Linked DNA regions of Mus musculus: regions 1, 2, 4, 5, 6 and 7 are each linked to region 3. Evidence: chromatin loops called from intact Hi-C (ENCODE). Cell type or tissue: heart. All regions are shown on one strand. Region 1 overlaps Urad (ureidoimidazoline (2-oxo-4-hydroxy-4-carboxy-5) decarboxylase). Region 2 has its middle 7.3 kb from the start of Gm10858. Region 3 holds the start of 4930573C15Rik (a long non-coding RNA gene). Region 4 holds the start of Urad (ureidoimidazoline (2-oxo-4-hydroxy-4-carboxy-5) decarboxylase). Region 5 overlaps Usp12 (ubiquitin specific peptidase 12). Region 6 holds the start of Rasl11a (RAS-like, family 11, member A). Region 7 overlaps Usp12 (ubiquitin specific peptidase 12).

What was found. Hi-C counts contacts between places; a loop is a spot of excess contacts. Peaks named below come from ENCODE experiments on the same cell type or tissue, not always from the same donor. Only the 100,000 strongest peaks of a DNase experiment are listed, where the experiment ranks them.
Region 1: it touches region 3 in a loop (10-fold over the local background); 30 of 42 quality-filtered maps call a loop at or near these places.
Region 2: it touches region 3 in a loop (11-fold over the local background); 40 of 42 quality-filtered maps call a loop at or near these places.
Region 4: a loop joins it to region 3, with 3 times the contacts of the local background. A loop is called at or near these places in 29 of 42 quality-filtered maps.
Region 5: it touches region 3 in a loop (4-fold over the local background); 7 of 42 quality-filtered maps call a loop at or near these places.
Region 6: it touches region 3 in a loop (7-fold over the local background); 14 of 42 quality-filtered maps call a loop at or near these places.
Region 7: it touches region 3 in a loop (2.5-fold over the local background); 5 of 42 quality-filtered maps call a loop at or near these places.

The regions. Positions count from the first base shown.
Region 1 is chr5:147,316,113-147,320,112 of GRCm38, reverse strand. All of the region lies in intron 1 of Urad (ureidoimidazoline (2-oxo-4-hydroxy-4-carboxy-5) decarboxylase), which reads left to right. Among named protein-coding and RNA genes, the nearest start is that of Urad, 4.3 kb to the left of the region's middle. In heart, CTCF peaks have their summits at 225 (motif pointing right) and 1,853; no DNase peak of the experiment used is centred here; H3K27me3 peaks cover 3,337 bases.
Region 2 is chr5:146,902,423-146,906,422 of GRCm38, reverse strand. No RefSeq gene overlaps it. Among named protein-coding and RNA genes, the nearest start is that of Gm10858, 7.3 kb to the right of the region's middle. In heart, CTCF peaks have their summits at 436 (motif pointing left) and 1,824 (motif pointing right); a DNase peak (open chromatin) is centred at 362; H3K4me3 peaks cover 351 bases.
Region 3 is chr5:146,703,743-146,707,742 of GRCm38, reverse strand. 4930573C15Rik (a long non-coding RNA gene) reads right to left here and starts at 3,906. Exons shown (of 2, transcript XR_868703.2): 1 at 3,556-3,906; 2 at 247-671. In heart, CTCF peaks have their summits at 1,571 (motif pointing left) and 3,284 (motif pointing left); a DNase peak (open chromatin) is centred at 1,662; H3K27ac peaks cover 2,401 bases.
Region 4 is chr5:147,321,387-147,325,386 of GRCm38, reverse strand. It overlaps Urad (ureidoimidazoline (2-oxo-4-hydroxy-4-carboxy-5) decarboxylase), which reads left to right and starts at 2,947. Exons shown (of 2, transcript NM_001039678.2): 1 at 2,947-3,230. The coding sequence starts at 3,056. In heart, a CTCF peak has its summit at 1,683 (motif pointing right); no DNase peak of the experiment used is centred here; H3K27me3 peaks cover 2,202 bases.
Region 5 is chr5:146,790,277-146,794,276 of GRCm38, reverse strand. The region is part of intron 1 of Usp12 (ubiquitin specific peptidase 12); the gene reads left to right. Among named protein-coding and RNA genes, the nearest start is that of Usp12, 2.7 kb to the left of the region's middle. In heart, no CTCF peak of the experiment used is centred here; DNase peaks (open chromatin) are centred at 1,696 and 1,976; H3K4me3 peaks cover 1,281 bases; H3K27ac peaks cover 559 bases.
Region 6 is chr5:146,843,361-146,847,360 of GRCm38, reverse strand. It overlaps Rasl11a (RAS-like, family 11, member A), which reads right to left and starts at 2,290. Exons shown (of 4, transcript NM_026864.1): 1 at 2,021-2,290; 2 at 1,645-1,701; 3 at 1,442-1,521; 4 at 1-353. The coding sequence starts at 2,144. In heart, CTCF peaks have their summits at 2,201 and 2,915; a DNase peak (open chromatin) is centred at 2,240; H3K4me3 peaks cover 2,001 bases; H3K27ac peaks cover 1,631 bases.
Region 7 is chr5:146,781,258-146,785,257 of GRCm38, reverse strand. All of the region lies in intron 1 of Usp12 (ubiquitin specific peptidase 12), which reads left to right. Among named protein-coding and RNA genes, the nearest start is that of Usp12, 12 kb to the left of the region's middle. In heart, a CTCF peak has its summit at 1,762 (motif pointing right); a DNase peak (open chromatin) is centred at 3,417; H3K4me3 peaks cover 191 bases.

The sequences.
Region 1 (4,000 bases), 610 kb before region 3:
TGCCTCATATTTTAAATCACAGCACTTGAAAAATAGAGGCGGGTGGATTTCTGTGAGTCTGAGGCCAGCCTTGTCTACAGAGTGTGTTCTAGGACAGCTGGGACTACACAGAGAAACCCTGTCTTGCCAAACAAAATACTTCCTTCCTTTCACAGAACTGAAAATTGAATATTTGGAGGCAAACTGGAGCTGACCTTCCATTTAGGTTAAGCTATGATGTGTAATGGCCAGTAGATGGCAGTACAGGATTAAGATTGGGCTCAAGCCCTCCTTAAAGCTCCAGCCAGTTATTCTCTCTGCTTCAAGCAGAGGCAACAGTCCTGGTAGAGGAAGAAAGGTGGAAACTCAGTACTGATTTGTGTCCAAAGTCAAAGACTGGGTTGGGGAAACAACATACTAAGCTACATCTCCAAACCAACAGCAATAAAACTTCTCTCTCCCTCTCCTCCTTCTCTCCTTCTCCCCCCTCCCTCTCTGCCCCACTCCACCCCCGCCCCCCCTTCTCAATTTCTCTATCTTTCTTTCTGGTTCCCTGTCTCTTCACTCTGCCCGTATCTCTCCATTGTGTCTCTCTGTCTCTGCTTGTATCTCTTTTTTTTCTTTGTTTTGTTTTGTTTTGTTTTGTTTTTTGAGACAGGGTTTCTCTGTGTAGCCTTGGCTGTCCTGGAACTCACTTTGTAGACCAGGCTGGCCTCGAACTCAGGAATCTGCCTGCCTCTGCCTGGGATTAAAGGCATGCGCCACCACTCCCGGCTGCTTGTATCTCTTTCTTCACCCTCTGTCTCTCTGTCTTTGTCTCTAGCAAATAATATGCCCCTCCCCCAGGGGTGTGTGTGTGTGTGTACCTTTGCCATACCAATACCATTGTGTGGACTTTTGGGGGAAAGCTGTATAGAAGCTGCGTAGGCACAGGGAGATGGGTCAGGATGCTACTGCAGCCAGCCGTTAAAGGTGAGAGGAGAGGTTGTTTGGACTGTGGTTTAGGGGAGGGGGCTTAGAGAGAAGCTGCTGGATCCTTGCTGTAGAGTTCAAACTGAAGTCAACAAGATTTAGGAGGTGGGTTTGCCTGAGGGAGATCAAAATCAAGGAATGCTAGGTAACTTCCCAGTGTGTGTACATGCATGTGTGCACGCGTGGGCGTGTGTGCATACATGAGGTTGTAGAAGTGAAGTCTGAGAAGAGAACAATACAAGTGAACTCAAAACACCAGAATCAGGAGCTAGAAAGATGGCTCAGTGACTAAGGGCACCTACTGCTCTTGCAGGGGATCCCAGTTCAATTCCCAGAACCCACACTGTAGCTCTAAACGACCTGGAAGTTCAGCTCATGGGGTCAAATGTCTCTTGACTACAATGCACTCACCTCTCTTTCTTTCACACGCGCGCGCGCGCGCACACACACACACACACACACACACACACGTGTACATAGTTCAAAACAAAGAGACCACAGATGGAAACCCAGTGTGGTAGAGCTTATTCATAATTCTAACACTTTGGAGGAAGATCTGGGAGTTCAAGGCTGGCCTTGGCTAGATGAGACCCTGCCGCCAAAAAAACGACACTGTGGCTAAGAAGAGCAACTACTGCTCTTGCAGAGGATCTGAGTTACTTCAGCTCCCAGCACCTACACCCAGGACTCACAACCAGTCATTCATGGGCGCTAGGCATGTGCGTGAACATGCTTACATTCACACACATGTATAAACACACACAAAAATTAAAATAAAATAAATATGTAAAAGAGCTCCTTTTAAAATAACGGAGTAAATTTTTAGCAAGAAGAACGCTGGTAAAGGAACTGGTCTTTGCTAGGAAACACAGATGGTCCATTGTGTCAGGACTGGGAGCATATGACAGGGCAATGGGCAGTTGCCTCTTGCCCAGGGGGCGCTGTTGCCTACCCTGCCCTTCTCCTATGGATTCTGAAAGAGCGCAAATCTCCTATGTGCAGACACCTGTGTCCTGCGTTCTCTGTAACTAACACCCACCCTACGTCTACTCTGTAGTTATGACACCCAGTGGCATAGCTGGAGAGATCAGAATTTCCACAAAAAGTTTAAGAGGTGGGTGAGGGACTGGAGACTGTGCGGTGTTGGGCCACCCAAGTAGGGAGACTCAGGAATGCAGGCTGGCCATCCACAGTGTCCAGCCTCCCGCTGGGATTAAAGGGCACAGCTAGGGTACCTTAAAGGAGATACTGTGTTGGTGGGGACTAGCAAAGGCCCTTGCTGTGGGCCTGTAGGTAGATGCTATCCCCGGCAGTACCCAAGGCATCATGATTTGGAGCAGTGAAGGTGGGGTCTTTGGCTGGGCAAACCACCTTTGTTTCTTCTGAGTAGGTTACCATCCCAGAGTTCAACTGAAAGGGGTGTGTGTGTGTGTGTGTGTGTGTGTGTGTGTGTGTGTGTAAATTTCGGTTCCACTAATTTAGTGTCTTTTTTTTCCCCCCTGCCCTTTGCTCTACCCTATTCTGGGCCACTTTTCTTTCCCCTCCTCTTGTCCTCTCTGCAAGAGTAGAAAACACATCTCACTGTTGGGTGAACATTAACCCAGGCGATGCTTTCAAGAGTGAAGATAAACCCTAGGAAGAGTGAGAAGAGAGATGTAAGGGCAAGAAGGTTTGTGGGACACTGCTAGGCAGCGCTCTCTGGCTTCAAGCTCCACCCATGCGCGCTGGGAGGCTGGTGAGGGACAGTGAGAGAAAAGACCTCCCCATTTCCTAGAATCCCACCTATAACTACTTCATTGACAGCTTGGAGTGCCCGGGAGGACGTACAGTAGAACAATTGGATCCCCCTTAGGGAGGGGATTCGGGGGGGGGGGCTGTTTGAAACTCAGAATAAGAGAGGCTAGATTGGGGGTGTGCAGTCTTTTAGTAGCAAAGAGATGCCTGACTCCCCTGCAGCAGCCCCAGCTGTGTGTCCATCCTGGAATTGGGTAGATGTGGGGCAACCCTGCTCAGGTCCTGGCGTGGCACCACCAGCCCCTGGCCCCCTGGGTGGGGAATTTAACACTCACATTTTCGCACCACACGGAAAAGCCCGGCTACAAGCTACAGTACAGAAGAGAACTCCCAACTCTGGGTGGCCTAGAGTCAGGGTACCCATGAAAGGGGAGTCAGAAACAATGGTGTTGGAAGACTGGGATTGGTGGCCTGACTGTCCCTTATGTTGGGGGGGGGGCTGTGGGTTTAAAGGGAAGGGTACACCTGTGACCTAGGGCCGATGATCTCACGTTTGTTTTCTGAGTCCTCAGTGAATGTCCGTTTTTAAAATATTTTTTATTTTTTATTTTTATTTATGAGTGCGTTTGTCACTTGTTTTTGTGCTTCGGTATCCAAGGAGGTCAGAAGAAACTGTCCAGGATTCCTCTGGAGCTAGAGTCCCTTCTATGAGACTCTAGCCATGAGTTAGCTTTTGCAAATGCTTTTTTTCCCCATCTTGTTATTGGGGAGGGGGGATGGGGCGGGGGGGGGCTACATTTGAGGAAGCGAGGGCTGCACCATGTTTAAAAGGGATTTTCCTCTTTGTGGGGTATTGAGATACATTTACTAAAGGACGTTTGAATTATTTCCCATTTCCAACAAAGCTTCACTTATTCCCACTGCCAAAGATAGACACCTGCTTAGTGAAGATGGGGGATGGGGGCTGGCAGTTATACCTTGTGGTTCCACTTTCGTGGACTTCCTACTAACATGAACTGCTTGGACATTTGGTGCCAGGTTGTGGGGAAACCAGTTATAGTAAGTTAGGTGTGAGGGCCCTTCCTTTTTACGGAGAGCTGTCCTTCTGGCCACATTTGAGATCTTATTGATCCCTAGAATTCCATTTCGTTCTTTAGGGTGCTTAAAAGACACAGTGTGCCAGAACACCCAAGAACCCCCTGGTGTTGGCATTAGAAACCCCGGTGCTACACCATAGCTAGGCTTTCAAGGCCTCCATGAACAAAAGCTTTTGTCCACTTGGGCTCTTTTGGGTTCTGAAGTCAGTAGGAGAAAG
Region 2 (4,000 bases), 200 kb before region 3:
CTCTGGGTCTGGGGCCCAGGAACAGGTATATGGCAGTGGAGGATTCTGGGACATCCCCCATCCAAATCTGGGCATCCTGAGGACAGGATATCCCGCCTAGCTCAGTCGGGTCTGTACCTAGAAATCAACTGTCCAGTACCGCTAGAGTCTAACCACTAACCAAAGGGTGAGAAGTCCCATGCAGATCCCTCGAAATGACGCAGTAAAGGATGTTAAAGTGATAATGGCCCACAGGATTGGGGGCGGTAGGGGGGGAGGGGCGAAACAAACCGTGACCTCCAACAGCAGAAGTCAGGACATGATCACCCCCCAGAGACCACTGACTTATCCTTAAAACCAACCGGAAGCAGTTGGAAGCAGCCCCTTCCCTGCCCAGCTCTCTGCTAAACCCGAGGTTCACCTCGAGAAATGACACTTCATCCCTTGGGATCTGGCGCCATCTGCTGACAGCCGCTGATACTACGTAAATGAACCTTTAAAAGTTAGCCTCCAAAACACAATGCATTACCTATGATGTTGTTCATTCCACACACAGGGGAGGAGGGCCCTGGCTCCCAACAAGGCAGAGAGCAATGCAGGCTATAAATGGTAGGACTCTCAGTAGTTGAAGGGCTGTGCTGTTCGAAGCGAAGCCACCATGATATGATGGGGTTTTTGTTTGTTTTGTTTTTATGGACAGCTCTCCTGGGGTGCGGGGAGTGGGGGGAGGTGGAGGTTACTGCCTAACCCTGAGGAGCCAGCAGGTGCAAGGAAGGGCTTCTGGGAGTATCCTTGAGGAAGGGGTGACCTCACAGTGTTATGGGGACAGAGTAAGGGCATGGGAGCTAAATTGAACAGGTAATTTGTGTAGGCAAAACCCTGAAATGTGCCGGGCAGTGGTGGTGCACGTCTTTAAGCCCAGCACTTGGAAGGCAGAGGCAGGCGGATTTCTGAGTTCGAGGCCAGCCTGGTCTACAGAGTGAGTTCCAGGACAGCCAGGGCTACACAGAGAAACCCTGTCTCAAAAAACCAACAACAACAAACAAAAAACAAAAACCCTGAAATGTGTGTTTGGGACATTCCATAAAATACGGCGGAGGAGAAAGTGTGTTCTGGTTATGTTGCTGAGAGGGAATTTCAAGCCAGATCTTTAAGAAAAGACTGCTCTGCAGAAGATGAAACTCTAATGGAAAAAATAAAGTAATATTTCCAGAGTTGTGGTTTAATTACAGAGGAATGAAGTCACAGGTTACTTTTAAAATTATGAGCTAATTTTTTTAAAAATGTCTGTCTCTTAGGCTAGAAGTGGCAGAGACGGAGCCTTTGGAACGGCATTTCTCAACCTGTAGGTCTCCACCCCTTTGCATGCAAACCGACCTTTTGACAGGGGCCGCATATCAGACACCCTGCATATCAGACATTTACATTATGATTCATGACAGTAGCAAAACTACAGTTATGAAGTAGCAATGAAGTAATTTTACAGTTGGGGGTCACCACAACATGAAGGAAGTGTATTAAAGGGTCGCAGCCTTAGGAAGGTTGATATCCGCTGCTTCGAAGTTACAGGAAGTTGTGAGCTACTCCATGTGGCTTCTGGGAAACAAACTACAGGGGCAGTGAGTACCCTTGACCCCAGCACAAGAACTACATTTATTCATTTGTTTGGCTGTGTAGCTCTGGCTGCCCTGGAATTCGCTATAGAGACCAGGCTGGCCTCGAACCCCTGGCCTCGAACTCACAGAATCCCATCCGCCACTGCAGTACAGGGCAACTAAAAATGCGAAGAGCCCTGAAGTAGCATGTGCTATATAATGTAAGCTAGGCCAGTTGGGTGAAGCCACCAGGTGGTGCTATTGTCTCAAAAAATGGCCACCATCCTCGTTACCCAAGAGGATGTGCAAACTTCTAAAACGTCTTCATCTAGAAGTATTTGCCAAGAATCCTGTGTGGTGGTGCACACCTTTAATCTCAGCACTTGGGAGGTGGAGGCAGGAGGATATCTAATTCTAAGGCGACAAATACATGAATCACTATTTCTGCATCTCTCATCTGAGCCTCCCATGTGAGCTCACACTTAGGCCCCGGGTGACTCTTGCATTCGAGTTACTGGCTTATATACAACTGGACATTCTCTATCTGGGTGCAAAGGATGTAGTTCGAGCCCTGAAAACTGTCTGCAACTGCAGTATTTCCTTCTGTGGCAAGAAGCAGAAAACAACAACAACCTAGAATTGGGCTGGTGAGATAGCTCAGTGGGCACAGGTCTTGCAGCGAAGTCTGATGAGTTCATCAGTCATGAACCAAATGATGAGACATCCTTTGACCTCCATACATGTCACACACACACACACACACACACACACACACACACACACACACACACAGAGAGAGAGAGAGAGAGAGAGAGAGAGAGAGAGATTAAAATTTATATTTATGTGTGCTTTGCCCACAGCACCTCGGGTCTGAGCCACACTAGGACTCCTTCCCTCATCTCCAGTTGATCTGCCGTGATCTTAGCTTCTGGCTCACTGATCGCTTAATACCCCACCCACCCGTGACAATTAGATAAGCTTCCCTTTCTGGCTGTGTAAACACTTCCCCGAGTCCGAGGTAGTGACCGTTGAGTGTCCAGCACCCCTCTAGGACTCTTGGAGGCAGAAGTACCCCAGCCATGGTCTTTAAGGCTATGGCTGGCCCTCATTTCCTGACCCCATTCTCCTACCGTTGGAGCTGCAATTCTGCAGTTCCCTTGGCCTTCCTGGGCCACTGCGCCCCTACCTGACCTTTTCTCACTCTCCCTTCGGAGCTGCCTGTCCTTCAGCTCCTCTAGGTCATTGCGACCTTTCAGTGCAGTTTCCTGAGGCCCTACTGGGTACCTTGACCCTTCCTATCCTGAGTTTATTCCACCCTCAGAAGTGCAACCCTGCAGTTTCTTAACTCCTGCTGGGCTACTGCAACTCTTCTACCTCTCTCGCTTTGGAGCTGCCCGTAAAGCCCACAACTCCTCTAGGCCCTCATGGGTTTTGCGAGTCCATTCCCAAAAGTTGCCTATGGATGAGGGCTTCTATGAGAACCCAGTTCTTGTCCTTTCCTTTTGGCTTCAGGGAAAGTCCTGATTCCAGGCTAAGCTGACTCCCATTGAGTTGTGGTGACGACCCACTGAACAGCTTGGTCCTCATTTTGTCCTCCCTGAGTTGGGAGAAGCCCACAGCTACAGTGACATTCTACTCCCCTTTCTTATCCATGGGAACGGTATCTTTCCTACCCTCATTCCTTTGGGATGCTTCTTAGAAAACCTCCCAACCGTACACCTGAAACCTGGCTTGAAGGGCCCTCGGGTCCAATCAAATTGGGCCTCAATATCCCTAAGACAATTTTTAAAAAAGATTTATTTATTATTATATATAAGTCCACTGTAGCTGACTTCATACACACCAGTAGAGGGCATCAGATCCCATTACGGATGGTTGTGAGCCACCATGTGGTTGCTGGGATTTGAACTCAGGGCCTCCAGAAGAGCAGTCAGTGCTCTTAACTGTTGAGCCATCTCTCCAGCCCATATCCCTAAGCTAATTAATCAATATGAATATCTGCCTAAAGCCACCCTTGATCTTAATATTAATCAGTATGTTTATAAATACTATCTATGAGCGATCGGAGAAAAGGACATTTCCCCATTCCTTATTTCTCCTTTCTCCAAACCCTCTTTGTCCCCCGCCCAACCCCCACTCAATGGAAATGTCCTGACTTCTAACTTACCATCAATGGCTCTGGTACTGCAGAGTTTGTTGCAAGGTGGGAGCCAGAAGCCCAACCCAGCAGGATGGGGAGAAAGCAAAGAGTAGCCCAGCTACAGCTTGCACACAGCCAGTCAGTCACTCCTCGCTGGCTGGTCAGTCTCTCAGCTCCCTCCTGTAGGGTCCTCTCTCCCTAGTCAAACCTCATTGGTTCCCAATCTCCAGGCCTGCTCCGTTCTCACCTAACTAGATTCGGTTTGACAGGATTGCAGGTGTCTTTA
Region 3 (4,000 bases):
ATATCCCTAATCCCACCACGTAAGACAGCTGGGGCATGGCTGCATATACCTGTGAGCTCAGCAATCATAAGTAGAGATGTGCAGATCCCGAGAGCGTGCTGGACACTCAGGCTGGCTGAAGCAGCAAGCTCAGGGCAACGCAACATGGACAGTGGCAAAGGATGACACCTGATGTCCTGCCCCAGCTGAGAGTACTTATATACACATGCAACACACACACACACACACACACCACATAAAATAGTGTAGAGAGTTTTGAAATAGTTTATCCTTGAGCAGAGACCTGAAGTGGCATATCTGTAAAAAATCTTCAGCACTTGGATCAAATGGTCTTTATTATTTGTCTTTCTTTCATCTTCACTGGGAACCCTTAAGGTTCTGATAGCTGAGGCAGCAGGGTGACCCCACATCTGGGCTCTTGGGTAAGCACCATAGCTTGAGGCACGTCCCTCTTCACCACACAGTCTGTTTCTACAGTCGGGGCATGTACCAACCTCACTGGGAATCTTCTCCTGACACACAGGCGATGTGGTGCTGGCTGAGGACTCAGGCCTCACACCGTCAGGACCCCACCTGCTCCCCGCAGCCTCAGACACTTCCTGTTGCCATGACTTCCTTACAAGATGCGCTCCTTGCTTCTGTGGCTTCTAGCAAATCTCGTTTTGAAGACTCTGTAGAACAGGGGTAATTGTTAACACCTGCCCTCACGGAGCTGTGACAAAGCGCACACACACTGTGCTTCCCTTGGGACCAGCCACGGGCCACATGCCTAGCACAGTCAGGCAGAAGTGATAACAAAGGCAGAAAGGCAACCATAGGATCCTACTTCTTATTGTGGAAGGTGCCTAAAATAAAACAAGCCATGGCAAAAGAAAAATTCCGTTGAGCGGGAATTGGCTTGTGGACTGCAGGAATTAACAGTGGTGTGTATCCTCAGAGCTGGTCGCCTCACTGTCAAAACCGGAGCTCACGGTAGAGGCCGGGATTTGTTGGAATCCTTGTACTGAACACGACCCTTTGAGCAGGAGACCTAAAAGGGAAGGGATCTAGCTTTGGTGGCTGGGGATATTGCAGACAGATGGATTCAGAACTGCTGCGTTCTGAGACCTTGCATCCAGGGAACCGGTAACCGTCAGCATCCTGAATATCAACGGGATGTCTTTGGGGTGTCTCGTTGCAGAAGAGAATCACTCACGTTTACCCTCTTAGAGCTCTATATTAACTCTCAAAAGTATTAAATAGCAAACGGTTGGTTTTTTCCCCCCTAACTTAGAGATCTTTGTTTTGATGAGCTGGGATGGGGGGGGGGGGGCGGGTGCGCGAGGTCTGGAGACAAGAACAGAGAGGAGGCGCTAATTTCTAGTCTTCACTAAAGGTTAAAGTAAGAGTCAAAATAATTCCTGTAAGACTTTTGGTCCATCAGGGTCTCGCTGTGGCGGGGAGAGAAGCGTCCTCCCACACTGGAGACTCCTTCAGGTCTTTTTGACTTTTGGCTGGGAGAAGCTATTTCTTAGCCAGTCAGGTTGCTCCGTGGAGAATGATTGGTGTTATGCTGCCACCTACCGGCTGATTTGGCAGTTACATGCAGTTGCGAGTTGCTATCAGAAGTTACACATCCTTTGTCTTTAAAGTTAAAAAGTCTTTAGTTTCCCATACTCACAGCGCGGGGTTATGGGGAAGCCGCCTTCCTGGACCCTGAGGGCAGCTTGCCCTCTCTGTCCTTGTCACTGGGCTCTCCGGGCATCCTGACCTAGGGATCTCTTGCCACTGTGTTGTGTATCATGGGTTCCAATTGACTTTCTGGGCCTCTATTTTGCGGTGGAACTCTCTCTGTCCACTCTGAGAGAGAGAGAGAGAGAGAGAGAGAGAGAGAGAGAGAGAGAGAGAGAGAGAGAGAGACAGAGACAGAGACAGAGACAGAGAGACAGAGAGAGAGACAGAGAGAGAGACAGAGAGAGAGAGAGAGAGCAGAACGCTGCAATGACCTATTTTGCGGTGGAACTCTCTCTGTCCACTCTGAGAGAGAGAGAGCAGAACGCTGCAATAACCTCAGACCTAAACATAGTCATTGCTTTTGACCCTAGAGCCAACTTGGTTTCTTGCTGGGGATTAAATCATTCAGGGAAAACATTTCCCAACAGGCTTCCCAGAATCTACTGCCGCTGCCAACATTCTTGAGCCTCATATAAACAAGATGCCCCCAGCAGAGGAGCTTTAGGGGTGGCGGAAGGGTCATATCATCTGTGTGCCAGGATCATAGACAAGATTAAGTGCTGATTTGAGTGGGAGAACGGGGCATCATTTATATGGTGGGGGAGGGGTGGGTATGTGAGGGTGGGGTACGGTAAGGGTTAGAGGGGCCAAACAGTGAGACTAGTCAGACTCCTGGCAATTCTTGGGAGGCAGACGGATTGTGAATTTTGGGTCAGCCTGGACTACATAGCAAGACCTTATGTAGTAATATAATAATAATAATAATAATAATAATAATAATAATAATAATAGCAACAACAACAACTCATCAATGAAACACTATACACAGCCAATACACAAAGATATCAAAGACATAATGTTGAATGATAAAAAGCCAGAGACTTAAGGGTACCCTGGCTGTGAATACGTTTATTTAACTTCTAAAACCAGATACCACAAATCTACAGCGCTAGACGTTCAGATAATACTTCTGTCGGAGCAAAAGGCTGAGGGGATTGACTGACTGAGTGTGGGAAGGGGATGGGGACACCAGGACACAGGAACGCTCTTCACCAACGATTGTCTGGCTGCTGCATGCACAAACATGTACACACACAACATTCTGTTAGAATGTGTGCATCTTACTATCCACATGACACCAATTTAGAAAGAAAGAAAGAAAGAAAGAAAGAAAGAAAGAAAGAAAGAGAGGGGGGAGGGAGGGAGAGAGAGAGAGAGAGAGAGAGACCATCCTTTTTAGCCACTGAGTAATATCACTGACTGGTTGTCTGCTGGTAGCATGGAACAAAGCCATAGGACAGATTCACCCAGGTACTCAATCAGCCCTTGGGCCTGGGTCAATGGGAGTGGCTATCTGCACATCTCATTTTAGCCCTAGATTTAAAAATTAATTACGTTTGTTTGTCTCCTAGGCACCACTCTTTAAAACAGTAACAATGTGGGCCAGAGAGATGGCTCAGTGGTTAAAAACACTGGCTGTTTTCACAGAGGATCTGGGTTGGGTTTCTGGCTCTCAGTTGGCACACAACCATATTAATCTCCAGATCCAGGGGGAATCTGATGCCCTCTTCTGGCCTCCTTGGGTACTGCATGCATGTGTTGCGCATAGCCACATACAGGCAAACATTCATACACGTAAAATAACCATCCCTTCATCGTACACATAAAATTGTACACATAAAACCACCCCTTCATCATACACATAATATAAAAATAATGATAAAAATCATTTTTAAAATTACAGCAATCTTTGTCCCAGCTGCCATGTGGCCCCTTTCCTAGTTTGGGGAAGGGGGCCTTCAGATTCCTTGAGAAATTCTCATTGCCCTGTGACTCTCTTACTTATGGTAGAAGTGGGGCCAGCCAGACCCTGCTGTCGTTAGCATCAGGTTGAATGGAGACGGAACGGAGCTCTGAGAGAGCTAGCTCCAGGAATGATCAATTCTCAGACATCCACTTTCCAGGAAGTGGAAGGCCTCTGGTCTGCCACGGGGCTGTGCTGGCTTGAGGGCCACTCGGGCTAAGCTGGGTATGGAAGATACTGATTACAAAGCCATTTGTAACCCGTGGTTGGGTAATATAACCATCCCTTCCTCAGCGTGCTGGCCACAGTTCTCTGCCAGGCCAGGAGTTATGGGTTTTTTATTGGTGCTACAGGGGTGATATTTGAGCAGCCTTAGCGCTTAGTCATTTCTGGTTATCAGTGAACTGTAATGTTTCAAACTGCCGGGGGGATGGTCAGAGATAAACTTGGGCCAGCTGCAGACTGAGTGGCGCCTGTGACTGG
Region 4 (4,000 bases), 620 kb before region 3:
TTGATACAGCTGGAGTTATCACAGAGAAAGGAGCTTCAGTTGAGGAAATGCCTCCATGAGATCCAGCTGTAAGGCATTTTCTCAATTAGTGATCAAGGTGGGGAGGGCCCTTTGTGGGTGGTGCCATCCCTGGGCTGGTGGTCTTGGGTTCTATAAGAGAGCAGGCTGAAAGCCGGGCGTGGTGGCGCACGCCTTTAATCCCAGCACTTGGGAGGCAGAGGCAGGTGGATTTCTGAGTTCGAGGCCAGCCTGGTCTACAAAGTGAGTTCCAGGACAGCTAGGGCTATACAGAGAAACCCTGTCTCGAAAAACCAAAAAAAAAAAAAAAAAAAAAAAAAAAAAAAAGAGAGCAGGCTGAGCAAACCAGGGGAAGCAAGCCAGTAAGTAACATCCCTCCATGGCCTCTGCATCAGCTCCTGTTTCCTGACCTGCTTGAGTTCCAGTCCTGACTTCCTTTGTTGATGAACAGCAGTGTGGAAGTGTAAGCTGAATAAACCCTTTCCTCCCCAACTTGCTTCTTGGTCATGATGTTTTGTGCAGGAATAGAAACCATGGACTAAGACAAACAGCTGGTGATCCATCTCTCCAGACCTTCTTTTCTTTCTTAGGAAAAGTTTATTGACTATACCACAAGAGGCAGCCTGCTGGGCCATAACTAGGGTACTACTTGCCATGTCTTCCCTTTAAAAAAATTTTTTTTCAGAAATTTGAAATCTACCCCCCTTTCTTTCCCTTCTAACTCCCCCTATGCTTCCCACAACTGCTTATCAAGTTCATGACTAACATCTTCCATAATTACTGTTTTACACACACACACACACACACACACACACACACACACACACACCCTAGTGGGCCCATTTAGTGTTGTTCTTGTGATCATGTCGTTAGGGCTGACACTCGGGATTGGATAGCCTAACACGGGGCTCTCCACCGAATGCCGATTCTCTCTCTCTCAGCCTCGATTGCCTTTACACATGGTCATCATGCAGAGACTAGGTGACTGTGGCATGCTCAGCCCCAACTGGTAAGTCTACAATGCAATCCCTACACTCAAAGCCCAGGGAACATCAGGACTGAGGCTGTGGAAAGATTTTAAGAGTAGGATGTAGGGGTGGGGTTAGAGGAATGGTGAGAGAGGTCATGTGAGGGGAGCCTGTGATTGGGATGTAGAGTGAATAATTAGAACTGTCTGTAACAGACACACATTCAGGCAAGACACCAATGCACATAAAAGAATAAATCATTAAAAAATAATAAATACGCCGGGCGGTGGTGGTGCCCGCCTTTAATCCCAGCACTTGGGAGGCAGAGGCAGGCCGATTTCTGAGTCCGAGGCCAGCCTGGTCTACAAAGTGAATTCCAGGACAGCCAGGGCTATACAGAGAAACCCTGTCTTGAACAACAACAACAACAACAACAACAACAACAACAACAATAACATGGGGGGGGGGGGAGCCAGAGACGACCAGAATGTCTGCTGCTAGATAGTGCCTTTTAGACAGGAATAGGGAAGTCTCACCGGTCTAATCTCACCAACATAGTTGTCCAGACCTGTATAATGACATCACCGGCTGACATGCCAATACGGATGGGGAAAACTTTACAAGGTTTCACCCCCTTTAACATCCTTTAGCCTGTAGGCTAAGGCCACCCCTTCAAGCAGTGCTTTATAGTGATTGTACCAGCAGGGGGCGCCCGAGCACCACAGTTTCCGAAACAGAGTGTCAAACACCAGGTTTGACTTGTTACTGCCCCTTGGTACCTAGAAGGGCAAATATTGGGCGAAAGGAAAACAAGGCGTCTTTGGGGAGAATTTGTCCAGGGTGCAATCGTTTCTGGACTCGCGATAATGAGCGCTTTTCGTGCTTGTTCCTAGTCCCACACTGAGTTCTCCTGAGATCAGAGCCCCTCTCCTTCCCACACACTAGGGCAGGGGCGCCTCTCTTTGTGGCGCATGCCCCTACCCCACCCCCTTGCTGTGGTCTGTGGTCTTTCTAATCTTTTCTAGGCTGTTTCCCCTCCCCGCTCCCCCCTCCATCCCCCACCCCACCCCTACCCCGTGAAGAACACCACCAGTAACAGCCTTAGATAAACTGCTGCTGTGATAAAACACTTACCAAAAACAATCTAGGGAAGGCAAAGGTTTGTTTCAGTTTATAGTTTATAGGCTGTTGTTGAAAGAATCCAAGCCAAGAACTCAAGGTGAGAACCTGGAAGGCAGATTCAACCCTCTCTTCTTGGGCACAAACACACACACACACACACACACACACACACACGCTTGTACACATACAAAATACACCTAATTAAAAAAATATTTTTTTAAACGAGAGAAGATAGCACACTCCACCAGAGGCACCTTACCCTGTTCTGTTTACACTAATTAAGTCTATGTGGTGTTAAGCATTTAGAGTTCAAAGAAAGATTAAAACGCAGTGCCTGTGCTCTAGAGCAACAGCAAGGACAGATGAGGTGCTTGTGAGTTACCGTGTGGGTGCTGGGGACAGAACCAGGGTTGTCCCTGAGGACACTGTCCTGGTAATCCAGGCAGGTCACAGGGCCACCTGTTTGGTCTGCATGTGGTACACAGATTACATGCAGGTAAAAGCATACGTGCACACAGACAAGATGGTAATGGCACCAAGTGTCTGTCTCATTACATACGGCCACCGCCGCCACCTCTTGTTATGGCAATGCCTCGGGTGGAATCATTCTTTCTGCAGAAGTCTCTGCTCTCCTGATCATAGCCTTAAGCGGAGGTGGCGGATAGCTCAGTATTCGGGTGCTCCTCGAGCATGCGTGAGACCCTGGGTTCTGTCTCCAGCACACATATTACCCCTACCACCAACAAAACAGTTAAACCTGTGTTTCTCATCGCAGGACCGTTCTGGATAAGCTCCTCCCAGAGATATTTAAACCAGGGTCAGCTGCCCTTGCACAGGGCCAGCATGTGTGTTCAGCAAACACAACCCATGAGGAGGAATTAGCTCACTCGCTCGATGAGAGCGGACCACAGGCAGGGCAGAACACTGCCTCCAGTCCAGGATCAGCCATGGACATGGTGAAGGTCAATTCCATGGACTTCGGAGAATTTGTGGATGTGTTTGGGAACATTGTTGAGAAATGCCCTCTGATTGCCGCTGCTGTCTGGTCCCAGCGTCCATTCTCTGGCTTGGAAGACTTAGAAAATCACTTTTTTGCCTTTATTGATGCTCTCCCGAGATCAGGTAAGACTTCAGGACCGTGTGCGCGAAGTCATTTTCAATATTGTATATAAAAATATTTTAGATTACTTTAGCCTCCTTACTCAGTTATTTAGCCGGGATTATTAGAAGGATCAGTAGACATCCTTTCAAACGCTAGTCTCTTGAAGGTGGACACAAGAACATGGGGGCGGGATGGGCAAGGTAGCATGGATGGCCGAGGACAGCGGAGGCAGAGGGAGGACAATCTCTGAGGTCGAGACCAGCCTGATCTAGAGCGAGTTCCAGGACGGCCAGGGCTATTGGAGGTCAAGAATGGGAACAGGGCAAAGGCCTTGGTGACTCAGAAGCTGAAGGCCCACTTTGGCAATGCCCTGGATGAAAGAGAGGATAGCGAGGACCTCCCAGGGACCCCAGAGAGGAACGGGAAGCGCTGAGCGATTTTCAAAAAAAAAGGGCCGGTTTGGACCAGACAAGGATGCATTCATTTAGATCCCAAGACTCTTTGCAGAGAGAAGTAAAATGGGAGCAAAGCAATGTTTTCTGGGGAGAGTGGGCCACAGGGTGGGGAGAAGAGGGGGTAGAGGTTTATTCAGGATGGCACAGCGGCCGAAGGTCCAAAGGTACATAGTCCCTGTTCATAGGCTACTATGGGTTCTGAGAATAAACCCGACATGCCCTTGGGGAACAAAGTCAGAGGGTAGGAGTCACCTGCCCTTGAGACTGTTCTTAGTCTTCGGTCAGGAGGGTGGTCTCAGGACAGAGCAGGCACTCGCAGCTGCGTTCAGTATGGC
Region 5 (4,000 bases), 87 kb before region 3:
TGAGGTTGGAGGCTGGAGCCGGGACTTTAAACTGGGGACTGGTACCGGGAAGCGAGGGGATTGTGCCAGGGGAAGGGACGCGGCATTTCCTTGGGGCCCTGCGCGGGGCAGGGCGGGGGTCTGCGGCAGGAAGGAAGGGTCTCGATCCTACTGGAAGACGGAAGTCCTGGCGGAGTTCCTCCTCGGGTTAGGTGGAGCCCCAGGCCCTGGCTCGGGAAGGGGGCGTGTGAAGGTGGAAACTTTTAAGAGTGCTGTTGAAATGTTTTCTTATTTTCAACTCTCTGAAGCGATAGGAACTCTTGCGGCTTCCAACCTGTGTCCGTCCAGATGGCAGCCTTGTCTCTGGGAATCTGTGTTAATCTTGAAAAGCTGCATTCGCTTTCCTGTCATTTGTTTATTTTAATAGAGCAGACACCGCTGTGTGGGGTTGAAGTACACAGATTCCCCCGAAAAAAACGAAACGCGCGCGGGTGGGTTCCAAACGTGTTTTTGTGCATTGCCAGAAGCACCACGGCTTCCCACGTGATAAAGCAAATCCATTACCTCCTTTATGAACTTCGCCGTAGAGATTGTGATTTATGAATCAATGAAAAAAGTTACTCTTTGCAGTGTGGGTCTGGAGTTATTTACCAAAGACCTGCACCTGCTTCATCTCCGTTTTTGTGTTCTGGGTTGTATCTAGGAGATTCTCCAAACCATCTTCCACCTGCAAGTGATCTGTGGTTGTGTGTGAGTGTGTGTGTGTGTGTGTGTAAGGAGTGGAGAATCAGGTAGGAAAAGTGGACTCTGTGCTACTTTCTGTGGAACAGTATTAAAAAAAGGGGTGGAATAAGTGGACTTAAAATCCACAGCATCAAAAAAGTCGGAAGATTATGGAATCACTGAAGGCTCCATTTTCCCACGTGGGTAATTCTTCTTTCCTGGGGTTGAGAAGGGGGCTGTGTTTACAGTTACTGGGATTGGTTGTGCTAATTAGACATGCCACATGGGATAATCGAATCTTTCATAGTGATAATTTTGCCAGATTGCTGAGCTCCGTGTATTTTGGGGTCATGGTTCATTGACAAAGTCGAAGGTTTCAGGAGTGGTGTGATTCCTGTAGTCTGTTCATTCACTCAGTTTAGTCAAGTATCCATCTAGCACCAGCTGACTGGAACTGGGGCTACAGCAGTGATCCAGACAGTTGCCACAGCAGGGCTTTTTATGGCATGCTTCTAGCCCAGGACTTTGGGTGTAGAAAGATCACACTTTCCAGGCAAGTGTAGCTAAGACCTCCTGTCAAAAGAACTGACCCTCCCTAACCAAAGATAATGCCCACTTTCTTGTGTTTACTACTACTTGAGGGAGACAATACTCATGTATGTAATAATGTAGCACAATCAAATAAGAGCAACAAAGGGCGTGGTGGGTTGTGGCACTCTCAAGGCAGAGACAAGCAGATCTCTGAGTTTGAAGCCAGCCTGGTCTACAAAGTGAGTTCCAGGACAGCCAGAGAAACCCTGTTTCCAAACCAAACAAACACCCCCCCCCACTTCCCCCAACCCCCCAAAAAACCTAACATCCACAAAACAACCCCAGAAAAGAGCAGCAGAGGACAGAGCCCTGCCAGGGTTCTCTATCCAGAGAGAGGCTGATGTCCACTCCCAAGCTCACTCTCCTTAGGGCTTCTGCCCGGGTCCGGTAATTGCACATGGTGTGTGTATGCTTTTTGGCAAATGCATAGGCATCCATGCCTGGCCAGAGTGAGACTGTTAGAAAGGTGCTATTAAGATTGGGCGTGTCTGTGTTCTTACTTGAATAAATCCTACTACCCTCCCGGAGTAGGTTCTGAGCATCAGAGTGATTTGCAGTTTTGAGTGTAAGGGAGCTTGCTGTCCATCTTCTGAGAATGAATTGAAAGTGAAAATGAGAAACAGCCTGCTTGTAGGTTCTGTTTTGCTTGGAATGTGAACTGTCCAGCGAGTAACTCTCTTCAGCAGGTCACGTGACCTGAACAACACCCTGCCTTAGACAGTTGCACAGGACTTTTGTGATCTCGGGAGTACTGTGCTGTCTATGGTCCCCCTTACCTTTCAGTAGTTCATGGTGGGGGGGTTGTTTGTTTGCTTGATTTCCACCTTTGCTGCAGTTTTGAAACAGGGTCTTCTGTAGGTCACGCTGAGTTTGAATTTGGTATGTAGTGGTGGCTGGCCTTGAACTCATGATTCTCCTGCCTCTACTTTCCAGTCACTGAGATATCAGGCATGCACCATTACACCAGGTTTAGACTGAGGGGTTTAGTGAAAAACTTACCATTTATTTATGCCATTTGATTGGAGCATTAACATCTTCATACAGTGCAGAGAGGCCTTCATTTACTCACAAGGTGAGTTTGAAGTAGAGGGAGGGAAGGCTGAGTGAAGCTGTGGAACAGTGGAGGGAAGGGGACTCAGAAATGGATGCGTCAGCAGGTCAGAAACAGAGAAACACTTGATGAATTGAAATTTTATTCTGTTAAGTATGGAAGTTTACATAATTTTTTCACTTGTCAAAATAAGGTGCAGAGCAAACCTGCAGTAGCTTTATTGGGTGAAATAGATTACAAATAAGTCTTCAATATTTTGAATTTAGATCTTGATTCAGATCAGGCCTTGATTCAGATCACTGTTCTGCCTTTGTGTGAAAATGAGTGTGATGTGTTTGTCTTGGTGTTGTGGCCTGGCTCAGAGAGTGCCTGTCTTCAGACTGTCGTGAGCGTGCCTCCAGAATCGGTTCCCTACTGGCCACTCTAGTACACCTTCAGCTTGGTGTGCGGCTGCTCCTTACGGGAGATTACTGTTCTCACAGCCTGGTGCAGTGTGGTTCATGAACTGCTGAGTTCTGTACTTAGTAATCAGCGAACAGCAGAGGGTCCTGGTTGGAAATCAGCAGCAGCCCGCAGCTAATCCAGGTGTCCAGGATGTCTTCCGGAGACCAGGGCTGCCCACTGGGAGTTTGTAGCACTGGCTGAAGCTGGCCGCTGTCTCTGGTTGTGGGAGTCCTGGTTGGGAAAGACTTATTGGGAGGGAGATTGGATAGAGCAGAAACAAGGAGGTGAGCGGCTTCTCAGCTTGAGATGGCACTGGCTTGGCTGCTTGCCTGGCAGGAGGTGTGCGTGTGTGTGCGCGAGAGTGAGTGTGGGTGTGAGTGAAGTGAAAGCCACAAGGTAGGTGCTAGGTTGTACTGGACTCTGACGTGGAAACTATAAAGCACTTATTGCAGCCATCTCAGGTAAAGCTGGTTCCCTTGCCTTTTCTTGCTGCTGGGCTAGTATGCGTGTGTGGGCATGCAGCTTAGCATCATTCCAGAAAGGAGGGGGACAGCCCTAAAACTTAGGCTTTATCTGAAGGAACATGGAGAAATGAGCAGGTCACTGCCTTGCCTTCCTTTCCTCTGTGTCCCTCCTGCTCTCCACCCCCTTACTCCTTTCTGTGTTTGGAGAACTCCTGAATCTCCTGCTTCCACTTGTCAATCGAGCGATGAAATTAAAGGTAGGCTCCTCCATTCTTGGAGTGCTTCCTTTCTGCAGTCATCAGGATTGATAGTTTGACTTTTATGTCTCTGGTGAGAAACTGTTTCCCATAAAACATGTAGTGAGAAATGCCAGAAGGACGTTTAGGGACATTTAAGAAACTCTTAGATGTTCTGTCCTGATCCAAATCAAAATTCATTTATGTGGAGGCAGAGGAGAGAACTTGGGAGCCATAGTCCTTAGGTTTTTTTTGTTTTTTCTTTCTTTCTTTCTTTCTTTCTTTTTTTTTTTTTTTGCAATGTGTCTTCATTAGCTTGCTTTCTAATGAAGCCTGATGTTTGATTTTGGAATTAATTTTGGGTGATTGTTCATTCACAAACCCTTGAAGCTTGTCCAGTTTGTCACAGCTGTCCCTAGTTCAGTTATGGGATCATGGACTGGAGACCCAAGAAGCTGAGCTTTGGGCTGTGTATTCTATAAGCCTGTTTTCTGCCCCGCTCCCCAAGCCTG
Region 6 (4,000 bases), 140 kb before region 3:
TCCCCACCGAGTCTGTGCACCTTGATCACTTCTTTGCAGAGATGTTGGAACACATCACAGACGTCTTCGTAGTTCTCACTAGTAGAAATTTCAAGGAAGAGACTGCCCAGCTCATTAGCTAGCTGAAGGCCTTCGTGTGTCTGCACCTGCCGGGCATGCAAAAGGTCTCCTTTGTTTCCCACGATGAAGATGGGGGCTTTTCCATCAGGGTGGACCTTCCGGATGTGCTGGTAAAGGGGCCGGATGGATTGGTAGCTCTCATAGTCTGTTATGGAATAAACCAGCAGAAAGCCCTCTGCCCAGTGCACACTTTTGGTCAGAGAATCCACCATTTGACTGAGGCTGTCTTGGGCCTGGGAAAAAACAAAATGGAATCTGGTCAAAGAAGCTCAAACATGACACCGGAGTAGCCCCTGTAGGAACACTGGACAGAGAGATCACTGAGTATTGCTGTCTGGCTCTCCCTAGCTTCTACAAGAGGCTTTCTGCAGAAAGCCTCAGACAAGTGCTCAACCTGGATTATTTTCTGAGCTGGCCTGGATGTAGACTGGTAACCTACTTTTTCCACAGGCAGTCTCCAGTGAACTCTAACCACTTAAGAATAATTACAGACCAGAACGGCTTCGTTTTCAGGGAACTAATTCATAACAAACAAAACCCTGGAAACAGCCCAACATAAATATCTATTCCCAAGCCCATAAAAAAATATTTTTAGCAGTCAACTTCTTGAGAATGTTGCAGAAACAAATTCCATTCTCTGGGCTCTCCACTCAACCTTTTCCTCCCTAGAAGGGCTGAGCAATTAGTTAAGTTGCATTCCACAGTGATAGCCAAAAGGTTATCTGATTGCAATTACTGGCTTGAGAAAACATTCCCTAGCTTTTTTTGGGGGGGGGAGAGGGGGACAGCCCTAGCCAGGACGCAAACCCCACTCCCTCCAGAATCCCACCTACTCCATGCTTTTTTCAGTGTGGTGCTGGAACCCAGGAATCCTTACTACTGAACTGGACCCTTAGTTCCAAGGCTGTGGTTTTTAGATTGTCCCAGGATGTGCTCTGAAAGTGTCAATGCCCGCCCGCCTAGGCAGCTCGGGCACCAGTGGTCAGTCAGGGCTACTGCTGGGAGGGGGTGGCTCAGCCTGTAATCCCAACACTTGGGAGGCTGAGGCATCAAAGATTATAAGGAGTCCAAGCAAACCTGAACTACAAACCAGCCAGGGCTACACAGCAATCTTTAAAATAATTAACTAATTATAATTAGCATTTAAGAGGAAACTAGTTCTAATCAACCATTTCTTGCCACCTAGGAGGGCATCCAACATCCCAACCCTCAGCACACCTTGTGTGCCCACACCTACATATTGGGCATGCTGAGACATCTCACTGAGATCCTGGAGCCAAACACCTCAGCCTGCACCACATACCCTCCTGACAGTCCTTACCTGAATGCCTCCCGGAGTGTCCTGGATCTGTAGGGATAGCTGGTCCCCCTCCACATAGACGAGTCTCGAATACAGTTTGCCTGTACAACGAAGAGGAATTTGCATCTAAGTTCCCACGGCCCCATGAGCAAAATAAAGAGAGAGGGGTGGGGAGGGCAAAGAGATACAAGTACAAGAGCCAGGAAGCACGGAAACATTCTTGCCTGTGTTGGGTTCGTAGTCGCCGATGAATCTCTTGGTCAAGAAGCGCACAATCATTGCTGAAAAAATAAAGTAGGAAAATCAGCTGAAGAAGTGGGTCAAGCTGTTCCAAACTGGGCCCTCAAAGGAACAGCACGCGTCCCCCCAGGTTCCCGGGACAAAGCCCCGCCACCGCGGAGTGCCTTTCCCCGCGGAATGTGATGGACCGGACTAGAGCGACACTCAACAGGCACCAACCCCGTCCAGAGCTCAGAAATGGACCTCTGAAGCAACAGGCAGGGGTCTTCCTGCATCCCGGCATCCCGGCATCCCGGCATCCCTGCGGGTGAAGACCCTCCGCTGTCCCTGGGCGGCTTTGCGCGCCTTTGTCCCACTTACCGCTCTTGCCCACACAACCCGCTCCCAGCACGGCCAGCTTGATGTCCTTGGGCAGGAGGTAGTCAGAGGAGGACTCCGGGATGGGGGCCAGCAGAAAGTGCCCAGACATGGTGAGCGGCCGCATGGGCGCGTCCCGAGACCGCGTTGCACGAGAGCCGCCTGGATACGCGCGGACACAACAGCGCCGGGATGTGGCGCGGCCAGCGGTGCTGCCCAGGCTCTTGGATTTTAAAGAGCTCCGGGAGCGCGGTGGCTGCCTCTGGCGCCTCCTTTTCCCCGCCCCTTCCTGGAAGGGTGGGAGCAGCGCCCGAGCAGGGGACTGTCACCCGCGGGCGTGCGCTCCTCAAGGCTGCCTGACGCGCTCTGCCCGCCCAGCTGCGCGGGTTCCTCCCGGTGCAGCCCAGGGGAGGCCTTTGCTCAAATTGTATTTGCCGTGTCCTGGAGGCAGCCTCCAGTCTGGAGCACCAGCCTAGAGCATGAATCTGAGCCACCGAAAGAGCAAAAGTTTCAATTGGCTGGATGTTTCTAGGACAATGGGAAAGAGATCCCTTTTTGTGTCTTTGTCAAACAGTCCTAATGAGAACCCTGATTTTGATCTTCAGCATCCTGTACACTGAGTGTGGTGGCACACTGGCATGCTATCCTAGCGCTTAGCGGGTAGAGGCAGGAGGGTCAGAAGTTTAAGGTTATTCTTGGTCACATAGAGGGTTTGAGTTCAAGGCCAGTTTGGACTACGTAAAACCCGGTCTCAAATATAAACAACTAAAAAATTTAAAAGGGTCCTGAGGGGTGACATCACTGAGGAAATGGGTAGAGCCAGGGCAAGGTTCCTAATTAACTAATTGAGTATGAATCAAGGTAATTGCAGTCACTTCCCTGTGAACTCCCTTAGGGGGCAGTCATGCCCACAGCTCAGCATCCAAACACAGCCCCTTTCTGCTGTGAACAGATTTACTCAAATTCAATGAGCAACACACTTGGGGCCTGGACCTACCTTACTATTCAAAGATTTCCTGGTAGGTACATGGTGGAACTCAGGATAGGGCGTGGGGAGAAGGGCCCAGAAGATAAACATGGCCTTGTTCTTGGATGCCACCATGACAAGGCTGTGTTTTAGTCTCATCTGCCCAATTGTCTAGACAGTCCTACCCTCATTCTTTCCCTTTTTCCTTCTTAGTTTTATCAGGTAGCTTGAACGGCATGACAAATCACACAGAACTCAATGGCTCGCTCCAACAGACTTTTCTTTCAAAAGATTTATTTACTTTCATGGGTATTCTATCTGCATGTACACCTGCATGCCAGAAGTGGGCATCAGATCCCATTATAAATGGTTGTGAGCCATTATGTGGTTGCTGGGAATTGAACTCAGGACCTCTGGAAGAGCAGCCAGTGCTTTTAACAGCTGAGCCATCTCTTCAGCCCCCCTCCCTCCCCTTTTTCCCCAGACACTGCCCCCGATGCCACATACTCCTGTTCTTCCTAATCTATGCCAGGCTCTGACAAGCTTGATTGAGCTCTCTGAGGCCATAACTGAGAAGTTATGAGCCCTAGGGAAATAGGCTGAGTTGCTCCATCACCAACTCACTCAAGTTTGGCTCATTGGGGAGTTTGGCAAGGCTTGTCCCCAGAGTGGCAGAGCAGAGCCCCAAGACGGTGAGGGAAAGTAGACAAGACCTCTGGAGGCTGGGTGGCTCTAGGGCAGAACCCATCATTCCTGGTGCACTCTGTTGACCAAAGCAAACCCTGATGCCAGCATGAGTTCAGAAGGTGGAGAAATGATGCTTTAGCCCTTTAAGGTCAGAGCAGCAAGCCATATTGGAAAAGGGCTAGCACGTAGAAAGTGACAGACAACTAGGTCTAGTTTTGCTGTCGAACATGCCAATAAATGGGCTTCCATACACGAAGTAGCCCAAGCCAGGTTCTGTGACTCCTCCTTGACCCCAACCTGTCCCGTCGGTTGTGGCTGTTTACGTTTAA
Region 7 (4,000 bases), 78 kb before region 3:
ATGTAATGTTTACAACAAACCAAAACATTTGTGTATACATTAATTTCCAGTGGCTCCTATAAACAGCACAGTTCTAGCCACATCTGTATGCTCACAGCAACCCGTTTCTTACTGTGCACTCTGGACGCCAGAACTTTGAAATGGGTGTTAAAGAGATTATTCTTTTGGAGGGTCTGGGGAGCTCAATTTTTTGTTTTGTTTTGTTTTGCCTTTTCTACCTTAGAGGTTTCTCATGTTCCCTGACCTCAGCTTCTGTGTCTTTAGGTCGCAGTGTCTGGTCACTCTTACATCCCTCAGATACTAGTTTCCTGTCAGTCATTGACACTTGGGGGTTGGGGGGAGGCCCATTTGGATAATCCAGGGTAATCTCCAAACCAAGGCCATTTGATTTTAGCAACTTTAAGCCCTTATGCAACCTTAATTTCCCCTTGCCCTGTAGCATGGTATTTACATACTCTGGGGATTAGAGTGTGACACGGGTTGGGGGTGGGCTTTTCTTTCCTGCTACCGTAGTGTGTTCTGAGGACTGTAGCACGGGCTCATGTAGGATGGGCGGAGTGTTTGAGCTCTTTTACAAGTATTACAAATGAGGTTCCTTGAGTCCTGATACCATGCTTAGTCTCAGCAGAACAGTCTCTCCTGAGGGAGGCGGCTTCCAGAATCTGTAAGCAAATGCAAACTCTGGATCTTGAGGGGTCATGAGGTGGATGGAGTGGGTCGTACGTATACAGCGGGGTCTGGCTGCAGTTTTCACTTTGAAATCTCATGAGGGGCGGTGGCAGCTGGAGACACAGCTGTGCCTCTTCAGACCGTTCTCCCCCATTCTGTCCAGTTGCTCTGCTCAGGTGAAGCTGGGATTCCCAGCACAGTCTCTCTGTGTAGCTTGCCCTGGCTGTCCTGGAACTCCCTCCTTCTGTAGACCAGGCTGGCCCCAAACTCAAAGATCCACCTGCCTCTGCTTACCAAGTGCTGGGATTAAAGGCGTGCGCCACCACTACTGTTATTTTCTAAATTAAAGATTTTGTTTTTATATACGTGTGTCTGTTTTAATGTGTGCAGGTGCCCACAGACGCCAGAAGAGAGAATTTAGTTCCCTGGAGCCCCTCTGGGTGACGAAGCACCGAGGCTTCGCTCCTCCGGAAGCTGGGGCTGTTGGTTTACACTGATTAAAGAACTTTAGAACAAATCACCGTCAAGAGAGAGCTAGAATGTACTAAGGAAACGCTTTGATACAGACTGAATCCATGTTAAGGGAGGAGAGCCACATTGAAATGTCTTAGCCACAACTATACATAGTTTGTGGCTTTTGATGGTGCATTACACAAAGGATTTAAAACATTAAAAATGTTTTCATAGGGGCTGGAGAGATGGCTCTCGTTGAGAGCACTGGCTGCTCTTTCAAGAGGCCTGGGTTCGGTCCCCAGCACCTCCATAACGTCCCAGAGCCCCAGTTCTGTGGCATCCAGTGATTTTTTTTTTCCCTCCAAGGGCACTAGGTTCACACACGGTACACACACATACACGCCACAAAACACTCATACTTATAAAATAAAGTAAAAGTAAATCTAAAACAGTGTTTTGAACTGTTTTACTTGTTGCTTTGAGACAGGGTTTCTCTGTGTAGCCCAGGCTGGCCTGGAACGCCTCCCTAGTGCCAGGTTAAAGGCATGCAGCAGCACTGTCTGGTGACTGGGACTGTAAGGTGGCTGGAGGGCCATCTTGAAGGCTACCGTCCAAGAGTGCAGGTGAGCCAGTGAGACAGAAGAGGGCAGGCCGGTCCAGGGAGAGCTTCCGGACGTGCTCTACATGGACGGACGGCAGGCGTTCGACTGCAGGCATGCTTCTAAAGGTTGAGATATTTTCAGCCAGCAGGAGTAAGGGGCTCCTCATGTCTCTCTAATTTTACAACGGACTGTTAGGATTAGATTTGGAATCTCAGTAAAGCTACTGGCTAGGATGAGGCAAAAATAGGGACGGTTAGCAACTTAATTTTTCTCATTTTCCTCATAAGTCTAGAAGAAATTCAGCAGAATATGAGAGGACAAGGGGAAAAACATACTGAGGGGGCGAGAGGAAAACCACCAGATGTGTGTGTGTGTGTGAGCCGGATAAGGCCGAGAGTGCTTCATGTTCACTAGGTACATGTGGCCGGCCACACTTCGAGGCGAGCCTCGGCTCTCACCACAGTGTTGACCGGTGGGTGCTCCCCAAGAGTGAGTTTGTGGGGGGCCAGCTTGTGGGTGATGGAAAGCTTCTCATGTTGGAAGCAAGGGGGCTACTCTTGTCAACCCCATTTTCGAGTCTAGAGTTCATGGAACTTTCAGTCACTTCTAGGGTCTATATAACTGAGGAGCTGCACCGTGTGGACACAGCTAAGTTTATATTGAAGAGTAAAACCGTATTTGAGTTTGGACACAGTAAGCCTTACATACATTGGCTGTAGCGCCTCATTGGACGGTCGGTGTATTGATCCTAGCTAGCCCTTCTGCCTTCCTCGTACTGCACTCTCCCACAGTGTTACATCTCCTACACGCATCTGGGACGGGCGTCTTTATTAGTTCTTTTTAAAGGCAGGGTCTTGTGTGTAACCTATGCTGGCCGAGAAGTCTATGTGCTGCTGAGGATGGCCTTGGACTCCTGATTCTTATGTCTGCCACCCAACCCCCAAATCCAGCCTTCTTCCTACTGTTTTATTTTGAGCAAGGTCTGAGTTGGCAAAGCTGGCCTTGAATTTACCACTCTCCTGCCTCAACCTATACTAGTCAGGATTACAAGCCTTACAAGTCTGTGTCACCAGGCCCAGCTCTTAAAACATTCAGATACAGTTGAGTGGTTTAGCATATTCACGTCAGTTGTCGGGCATTTCTCCATCTCAGAAGGTATTCCTCCCCTTCAGCAGCCATCTGCACCTCCTTTCCCACTCTCCTCCCTTCCAGACAGCTACCATTTGCATATTATCTGTGCCTATTGTGACGGACTCTCTGCCCTTGGTATCATTTTCAGGGTCCCTCTGTGCTACAAGATGTACCCGTATTCTGTCACCTTTAATGGATTTGTTTTCTACTGTACTTACGTCACATGTTTTATCTGTGTGTTCATTGATGGCTTTGAGTTGTTTGTGCCTTTGTAAAGGTGAGAACTGACTCTGCTCTGTCCTTTACACGTGTGTGGTGTAGTTCACACTTTCCCACCACACACGCATGCGCACACACGCACAGCCTATTTTCCATTGGATGGCCTTAGCACCCTTGCTGAAAGCAAACAGAAATGGAGGAATATGCGGGTTTATAGCTGGGATCTTGGCTTCTGTGTTGTTCCGTGTTTTTGAAACAGTGTCAAGGCTGTCTTCAAACTTAAGTAGAGGATGACGTCACAGATGCCGGGTGACAGGCCAGTGCCTCCACTGCAGCTGAAACCTCAGCTCTGGTTCCTTGACTTGCTCACGTGGCTTTCCTCTAGTGTTACTGCTTTGATTATGGGTGCTTTGAAATCAGGAAGTGGGGGTTCTCAGACTTTGTTCTTCTCATGATCACAGTTGACTCTTCTGGGTCTCGTGTTAATTCTGCATGGGTTTTAGAAGCAGCTTATCAATGTCTAAACAATTGGCTGGAGTTCTGATAAGGGCTTGCATTGATTGTGGAGTGTTGCTATCAGATTTCTGATAGAGTGTGGGTGCGTGTTTTTTTTTTTTTTTTTCTTTTCCCCTCAATATCCTTAACTTTTTTCAGTAATTTTAAAAGAGTTTGGAGAGTATAAATCACCCTTTTCCCCTATGATCCTGGTGTATTTGGGTGGTTTTGACGAAATTGTGGTCTTATTAAAGATTGTTGAGTGCAAAAGATGTAGAAATAAGCAGTCTTATGTCTTATGCTCAGCTCCTCAGAGCCCGTTTGTTCCAGCAACTCTTGTATTGGCTTAAGACTCGTGGTATGAGACCGGGCTGTGGGTACAGACAGGCCAATTCTTCCTTTCACAGTGAAGTTTTTTTTAAGGATTTATT